Regions from separate parts of the Homo sapiens genome. Here region 2 is linked to region 1. Evidence: read pairs that join two places in POLR2A ChIA-PET (ENCODE). Cell type or tissue: MCF 10A. All regions are shown on one strand. Links, peaks and the distances in the headings refer to the core of each region. The heading gives the core; the rest is flanking DNA.

Region 1 (4,389 bases), core at 97-4,096:
TCTCTGTAAATAAATAAAAGTACTTTTGATCTAAATTCTCCTGAGTGTTCCCTTTCTTTACTTTGCAAAGCTGGTTGAAGAGAAAGAGAGGTGGCAGCAGCAGAAGGACGTCAGGACAGTAGTTTCCAAATCTGGTCCTCAGAACACCCATGAACCATGATGATGATCACCATGTCATCACTGGTGACAAAAAAAAAAAAAAGAGAGAGAGAAAAACACAACCTGTGGCATGAGCTTTTTTTTTTTTTTTTTTTTTTTGGAAACAGAGTCTTACTGTGTCACCTAGGCTGGAGTGCAGTGGTGCGATCTCAGCTCACTGCAACCAGCATGAGCTTTTTCTGTGCAAAACTATTCCATTTAAGGGCCATCTTTTAAATGGAAGTCAAGTTCTTCCTCCTTTCTTGATGTTAAACTATATTTTCTTGGCTGGGCGAGGTGGTGGTGGTTGGTATTCTCAACACTTTGGAAGGCCGAGGTGGGTGGGTCACCTGAGGTCAGGAGTTTGAGACCAGCCTGGCCAACATGATGAAACCCCATCTCTACTAAAAATACAAAAAATTAGCTGGGCATGGTGGTGGGCACCTGTAATCCTAGCTACTTGGGAGGCTGAGGCATGAGAATCGCTTGAACCTGGGAGGCAGAGGTTGCAGTGAGCTGAGATCATGCCACTGCACTCCAGCCTGGGCAACAAGAGTGAAACTCCATCTCAAAAATATATATATATATATATACACACACACACACACACACACATATATACGCATATATATGTGTGTATATATATTCTTTCAAGTCACTTGATTTTGCTGGGCCTCAGTTTACTCATCTTTAAAATGGGGTGAGACGGGCAGGGTGGTTGGCCTCAAGGATCCCTAAGGGCCTTTCCAACTCCAGTATTCCTACTGCCTGGGACTATGCCTCTCTCACAGCCTGGGCTGCCTCCCAACTCCCACCCTACTCACCCCAGCACCCTCTCCCCGATGCCCCCCACCAGCCCTTCTACTTAGCTCCACCAGGTGTGCCCTCCTAAGTGTCCTCTGGGGAGAAGTGCCCCTCCACCATGCACTCTGGATTCCCAGGAGATACAGTGGATAAAAGTCAAACATGGGTTTCAGACATTCTAATGTGGATTTGCCCAGCTTCCATGCAGCCGGGAAGTTGGAGGGACAGAAGGTGGGAGATGAGGAGCAAAAGCACAACAGGCACCAGGGTAGGGGCTGGGTGGGGAAAGAGCATTGAAAGAGAGGGAGGTTCTGGCTGAGTCATAATAGCATAGATTCCTAGGACATCTGAGCTGCTGGGCTCTGAGACTGCCTTGTCCTGTCTCCTCACATTATAGATGAGGAAATTAAGGCCCACGGAGGGGAGAGCAGTCTGTGAATGGAGGGGAGAGGGTAACTCCATTTTTCCTCTAGCAGCTCCTCAGCTAAGGGAAAGTCCTGCCTGTGGGAAGGAATCAAGGAAGAGAGATTGGGAAACCGAGGCCAGAGCACTAAGTTAGGACTGACCAGGACAAGGGCCCCAGGCTCCCATGAGCCCGTGTTCCTGCTCCCCCGCCTGCTTTCTGCTCCAGTCCCTTCTCCGGTCTCCCTTCCTTTGCCTGTAGACCTCAGCTCTGCTCTCAGGACATCCCAGATAGCAGCCCTCATGCTCAGAACACACTTTTCTTCCCAGGGTACATCCACTTTTGCACCCCAAGAGGATCCGGAGATAAAGAAGGTACCAGGCAATTCCAAACACTGGGGCTGGGTCCCAGGGAGAACAACTGAGCCAGGTGTCTCACCTGCGAACCTCCTGTCACCTTCAGCCCTGAGATGCAATGGCAATAATCCATGGCCACTTTGGAAGCCTCTCTCATACACTGTCAGCTTGCATCTGCGGCACCTGCAGCTGTTGCTGGGGGCTCATTTTTATATTTAATTTTTTAGAGACGAGGTTTCTCTTGCCCAGACCAGAGTGCAGTACTGCAATCATGACTCACTACAGCCTTGAACTCCTGGCTCAAGCAATCCTCCTGCCTCAGCTTCTTGAGTAGCTGAGACTATAGGGCACACCACCATGTCTGGTTGTTTTTTAAATATTTTGTAGAGACAGAATCTCACTATGTTGTTCAGGTGGGTCTCGAACTTCTTGGCCTCAAGCAATCCTCTTGCCTTGGCCTCCCAAAGTGTTGGGATTACAGGCATGAGGCACTGCACCCAGCTGGAAGATTGTTTTTAAAGCAGTGATGTCATGGCCAGAGAGAAACCAGCCCCACAGTTCCCAGATCAGCCTGGGAGATGTCCACAAACTTAGGAAGGCTTCCAGCAAAGAGGCCTTGGGCAGGCTGGGTGATCTCCCAGGCCCTAGGCTGTGCCTGCCCTTGATTGCACAGAATGTTCACTGCCTGGGAAGCTGGGAGCTGGGACAGCTGGGTGACCTGGAAATGGAGGGGCTGAGGAGCTCCAGGCTGGCCTGCTCCTCCTTGCCACCCTCTTCCTGATAACAACAGACAAGGCTGGGAGGCTCCTGGGAGCCTGCTGCCTAATTCCCAGGGCCTGGCAGCCAGCCCTGCAGCTGATGCAAGGCCAGGGGTGGGTGAGCTCAGCCTGTCCCCAGCACCCAGAGCCTCTTGCACCTGGTATGCCCTTGAAAATGCATCTGTTCATGCCCCCTCTGCCTCAGCCTCCTAGGGTCCAGCTCTATTCCTTCTGAAAGCGTAGGAGGGCCACCTAAGGATCTGGAAGCAGGCCTTGCTTGGGGGATGGGGTGGGAATTAGGCAGCAGGTTCCCAGAAGCCTCCTGGCCTTGCCTGTTGCTATCAGGGAGAGGGTGGCAAGGAGGAACGGGGCAGCCTGGAGCTCCTCAGACCCTCCATTTCCAGGTCATTTCTGAGCATCTCTGAGTCAACCCCGCACCTCTGCATGGGCAGCCTAAGAGCAGTGCGGGGACCACAGCCCCGCCTCCAGGGACCTCTGCAGTGGAATAGAGGGGCAGGGCTCCCTGCGGGCTCTGCCCCTCAGGGTCTGTCCACACCAGCCCACTTCCTCTTCCGGGAGAGGTCAGACAGCCCCTGGGAAGTCTCCAGACCTTCTTATCCCGTGAGAAGATGGACTTTCCTCCTCTGGCTCTCCCCTTTTACTGGACATGCAGGCCCAATGTAGGAAGGCTGGGGCCTGTCACTCTTCAACAGCCCTCAGGTGTCATCAGCTCAGGACCAGGATTCATTCAGCATCTACTTACTAAGAGCTCTGTAATGAGAATGTGACAAATAATAACTCGACGCATATCAAATGCATGCCTCATCTTACAAAGTGCTCTTGCGATTAGTGTTTTGAGGGATCCTAGTGACGATGCTGCAACGTAGGGAGGCCCTAGGTGGAGAAACTGAGGCCCAGGGAGCTGAAGTGGCAGCACCAGGAGTCACACCACAGGGTCTTCCCATATCCTCCTGCTACTTTAGTCCTGCCCCATACACACGCACTGAGCAGGAGGCAGGCTTCCTGCCACATGCTCGACTGTCACAGGACACCAGCTGGGACAGGGAGCAGAGAACAGTGTTTCCCATGGGCAGTGGTAGATGTAGGAGGCTGGGAGACCAGGACTTGTGGATTTAGGGTAGTTGCATGCCAGAGCCACAGCTGTCTGGGAGGGACTGGAGACAGGCTGAGGAGCAGGGAGGGTACCTGGAGCACTGGAGCTGTGCCTCCCTTTACCATAGCTGTTTGCTTAGACAATACTCAACTGTCCTGCTGAGCTCAGGCTGGCATCGGTAGGATTGGGTCTGTTGCCTGGGGATTGAGGCTGGCTACAGGACCGGCTCCTCCAGTTCTGGCCAAGGACCAGTGGCCGTGGCCATCACTGGACTCCTCGCTGATGCCAGGATTGAACAAGGCCTTTCCAGTCTGCCCATTGTATCTGGGGCCTGCCCTTTGTCCTCAACCCAGTCTGACCGTCTCTGGGGGACCACGCACCCACCTTCATGACTCCCGGCCAACCCTCCCAGCGGCTCTTGCAGCATATGCAACTACTGCTGCTGGTGAGCTCAGGCAGCTGGACTCATGGGCAGGCAAGAACATGGTGTCCTGCGCTGGAGGGCAGGCACAGGCTGTGCCAACTGCACCCACCTCTCCCAGACTTAGGCCTGGCAGGGAGGCCTGCAGTGTAGGCAAGGGCTCGCTGGAAAGAGCGATGAGGAGGCCCAGCCTGCTGAGCACTCCAAGTCCTCCTTCTACTCTCCTGTCCTTTCACTGAGAGGAGATCTAAAGAATAAAGTTTAGCTGGGCGTGGTGGCTCACGCCTGTAATCCCAGCACTTTGGGAGGCCGAGGCAGGTGGATCACCTGAGGTTGGGGGTTGGAGACCAGCCTGACCAACATGGTGAAACCCTGTCTCTACTAAACATACATAA
Region 2 (4,389 bases), core at 212-4,211, 59 kb after region 1:
CCTGGCTGCCCAAAAAGAAAGGTTTGCACCGTGTTGTGCACATAGTACTGGGTACTTCATAAATGTTAGTCCCCCTTGTAGCCCAGTGTGCTCACTAATATCTGTAGCCGATAATAACAATGGCTTTGACCTGGGGAGGAAGCAGCCTCCCCAGAGTAGGGAGGGACATTCTTCTTGCATTACCAGAGATCTAGGAGGACTCTGGAGGGCTGGGACTTCAGTAGTCCAGGCAGTGCACACCCCTACATCAGCCAATATGAACACACAGAGATGCATTTGGAGTAACATCTGCATTCTTTTCTGGACCTTCTCTTCTTGATCCCATTGGTGTCCCTTCTTTGATTTTAGCCTGATTTTTTTTTTTTTTTTTTTGGCTCATGCTGATAATTATCTGTTTTTGCACTCACATACATGCTGCCAACGTTCATGAGCATACAACTTCCTGTGCGCATTAAATACTTTACCACTTATTGCCCCAACTGATCCTCCCAACAAACCCCCTGATGCAGCCAGGGAAGCTTCACTATCCCCATTGAGCAGTAGCAGAAGCCAACACTTTGAGAGGACACGTGTCTGACCCAAAGGCCCACAGGGAGTAGGCTAAGTAGTCAGGACTTGGGACAAGGCCTTCTCACTCTAGCTCAGGACTCTTCCTGCTAATATCCCAGGCTGCCTCCACAGCATGTGTGAGTTAATGCACACACACACACTCACACTCACACTAATACACCCACCCCTAAACACACACATAATAGATTCAATATCTCTGAAGGAAGGGTTCATGCCTTATCAATTTCCTGCTACAGATAAACTACCTGGCAGCTGAAATATAATAAATGATTGTGGAATTGAGTTGACATTGACTGCTACACTGCACCCCCTTGGGGGACTAACAGGGAGCACACAGATGAGGACCACAGCCAGAGCCAGAGCCAGAGTCCAAGTCCATCTTGACAACTCAGAGAAGACTTTGGCCCTTGCTTCTGGCTCTGTCCACGCCCTTCGTAGCACCCACGGAGCAGAGGGGCCTGGTCACAGGGAGAGGCTGAGATGCCCAGAGAAATGGATCTGGCCACCTGAGCTGAGGCTTCTCTGAAGGTGAGTCTTCACCGACCCCGCCCTAGTAGTGGTGAATCGCGTGTCCTGCCCTGTTCTCTGCTGCCCCTGAGCAGTGTCTGAACCAGGGGCGCCTTTTAACGCCACAGATTCTGCCTCAGGGCGTGGAACACCTTCTTCTAGAGGGGCGCGTGAGAACTCTGGTAGGCAGGAGCTTGCTCTGAAACTACTGTGCTAGTCAACCAATTGCCTCAGCTGGCCACCCAGGGCCTGGCATCCACACTGGTCCCTGGCAAGCCGTTCTGCACAGAGGTTTTCACACACGTGGGTACGGAGCACTGGCAGGAAGTACGAGACATTAGAAATTAGAAGCCCAAGCTAATAACACAGATCACCATCGGGGCTTCACTTTTTGCCAGCCACTTCTACGTAAATATATCTGGTTCTACCCTTCACTCAGCCAAGGCATGGGCGCTACTGGCCTCTGACTCAGCGCTCTTCATTGGCCTCAGCTGTTAAACTTGCTCCCTTCTGATATTTTGCAGATGCTAAGCACTCAACTGGTTTGTTGTGGCTTTGCATCGTGCTCTTTCTCATAATCCTGAGATGAGAGGCCACTATGTCCTCTGGGTCTGCGGGACTTCTGGGGCAAGGGTGCGGGGCAGGCCCAGCACAGGTGTCCAGGGAGCTGCCCACACTGCCGCTGTGTGCTCTTGGGAGTCCTGTTGGCTGTTCCATTCTCCTCTCTGCCCACAGAGGTCACAGTGCCCTTGCGAGTAAGCAGGAGAAGGCAGAGTCATGAATTAGCAACTGGAAAGGATAAATGCCAAAGGCCTTGCTATGAAATCGAGGACCCCGCACCAGCTGCCCCGAGGTCCCTCTGGCTCATTTCCTCCTGTTCTCTCCTCACGTCACTCCTCATTTTTCCTGGAACATGCCAGGCCCACTCCTGCCCCAGGGCCTTTGCATCACATGCCATCCAGATAACCTGGTGCTCCCTTCCGGATTCCTGCTTAGCTTTTTGTTCTAATGTCTTTTTTCTTTTTATTTTTTATTTTTATTTTTTTGAATCGTGGTCTTGCTTTGTCACCCAAGCGAGGCTGCAGTGGTGTGATCATGGCTCACTGTGGCTTTGAATTCCTGACCTCAAGTGATCCTCCAGCCTTAGCCTACCAAAAGCTGGGATTACAGGCATATGCCACGGTGCCCAGCCCTAATGTTACTTACTCATTGAGGCCTTCCTTAGCTGCTGTCTCTACAATTGCAAGCCCCCACCCCTCCCCACCCCCCACCATCTGCTTTTTCCTTGGTGCCTCTCACCGTCTATCTTATCTCGTTAATGTTTGGTCTCCCCACCTCAGTGTTTTCATCTGTTTGCCTGCTGCTGCATCACCAGCACTGCAACAGTGCCTGACACATAGCATGTGCTCAGTGATATCTGTTATATGCATGAATGAGTGGGGCTGGACTGTGAGCTGATGAGGTTCTTGCCATGGCTAACTCCAGGCAGTCATGTCATTTGGCCCAGTTCCACTCCCTTCTGGGCCTGACTCAATTCATCTGGGTAATGAGGAGGGCACAGGAGCTGCTGCGTAAGCTGCCCTCCAGCAGTAATAATTGATGAGTCCAGGCAGTATCCACTTACCACGCCAAAGAGGTCCAAGCAGCAGGCAACAGGGGAAGGGAGGCAGGAAGCAGCTGCCAGGATGACTAATTGGGATCTCATGTCATTGGCTCCACGTGCCAATCCTTACAGACCTCAGCAAAGCTCAGGACTATTAGCTCCTGAGACTCATGCAGTCTCCTGGTCTGACCTGTCCCTCAGTGACACTCGAAAAATAACTCAGCCAGGCGTGATGGCACACGTCTCTATTTCCAGTTACTTGGGAGGCTGAGGTGGGAAGATCACTTATGCCCAGGAGGTTGAGGCTGCAGTGAGCCCTGATCACTCTGCTGCATTCCAGCCTGGGCAACAGAGCAAGATTCTGACTCAAAAAAAAGAAGAAAAAGAAAGAAAAAGAAAAAATAACTAATAACTTCATCTTACAGTGGTGACACGGAGACCTGGAGCAGGAATACAGAGATGTGCCAAACTTTGTACAGAAATTTTGCAAAACTAGATTCAGCTCTCATTCCACAAATACCAGGACCTCCCCTGCACCAGGCACTGTTCTAGGCAAGGACAGAGCAATGAAGAGGGGAAGCTCCTCACCTGTGTTTCCTCGTGAGGCCTGAAGCGCCTGCTTTCCCTTCCACCTCCTGCTCTCCAGCCTCTTAAGTCCCCTCACTCTGTGGTCAATCTAATTGGATAGAACCCTTTCATCTCAAAACCAAAACAACAGCGACCCATGCACACTCCTAGTAGACCAATGGGACTGTAGCACTGATTTCACCATATGCCCCTCCTGCATCCCAGGGACGTCAACTCTGCACTTCAGTCCAGCTTTCAGGAAACTCCAAATCTCTCCCCCATTCCCACCTCTTCCTGTCTATGGTCCCACTGTGAGCCGATAGAGTTCTCACCACGGCTGACACCAGGCAGCCATGTGGTTGGGGCCAGTCCCATTCCCTTCTGGGCCTGATTCAGTTCATCTGGCTAATGAGGAGGGCACATGAGCCTTCTGTGCCTGTTGGGCCGGCTGCCTCAGTGACCACTGCCAATTGTGTGTTCCCCTTATTCAGCACCTTCATACCTTCTTCCGGTTTTGCCCATCTGAGCTGAATCAATTCCTCCATCTTCACAGGGAGGTAGCCTTCTCTCAGTCCCCAAACCCTTGATAAGGGAACGCACCACCACCTCGCAGGCCTGCCTGACTTGAGTGCATCACAGTTCTCCACCTAATTATTTGTTGTCCCGGATTGTTTCATGTATGTATGTCTGATCTCTCCATAAGACTGTAAACTTACTGAGGGCAGAGATGACGCTTACCTTTCCATATCCTACATGCTTTAGCCTGGTGCCTACTCACTGGGCAATCCATCAGTGATGAGTTTACCTGGATTTACTAATTCGTGATATTTACAAAGAATACATTTGGGAAAATGTGTATTTGTTTACAGATGTTAAAAGGAAAACGTAAAATACAAGATTGTATGTACAGCTTGATAATCACAGTGTCAATTACGTGTTCATATGGGTAAAACTGGAAGGCAATTGGTAAAAATAAAGAGTAGTGTGAGGGCTGTTAGATTATGAGTGATTTGTTTAAATAATCTGTGAATATTGTTACTGCACTGTTTATGCATTTGAAAAGCCTTTTTTTTTTATCCTAACCAGTAGACCACCAGGGATAAAATGATTTTTAAAAATACATAGAGGGCTTTAAGAGTCAT

Evidence for each region. ChIA-PET counts read pairs that join two places held together with the same protein. Peaks named below come from ENCODE experiments on the same cell type or tissue, not always from the same donor. Only the 100,000 strongest peaks of a DNase experiment are listed, where the experiment ranks them.
Region 2: POLR2A ChIA-PET joins it to region 1 with 5 read pairs; 19 of 35 experiments call an interaction of 5 or more read pairs at or near these places.

What each region holds. Positions count from the first base shown.
Region 1 is chr2:85,443,538-85,447,926 of GRCh38, forward strand. No RefSeq gene overlaps it. Among named protein-coding and RNA genes, the nearest start is that of SH2D6, 27 kb to the left of the region's middle. RefSeq lists enhancers at 2,605-3,254, 3,255-3,905. In MCF 10A, for the core only: no CTCF peak of the experiment used is centred there; a DNase peak (open chromatin) is centred at 2,534.
Region 2 is chr2:85,502,377-85,506,765 of GRCh38, forward strand. No RefSeq gene overlaps it. Among named protein-coding and RNA genes, the nearest start is that of PARTICL, 34 kb to the right of the region's middle. In MCF 10A, for the core only: no CTCF peak of the experiment used is centred there; DNase peaks (open chromatin) are centred at 1,565, 1,985 and 2,685.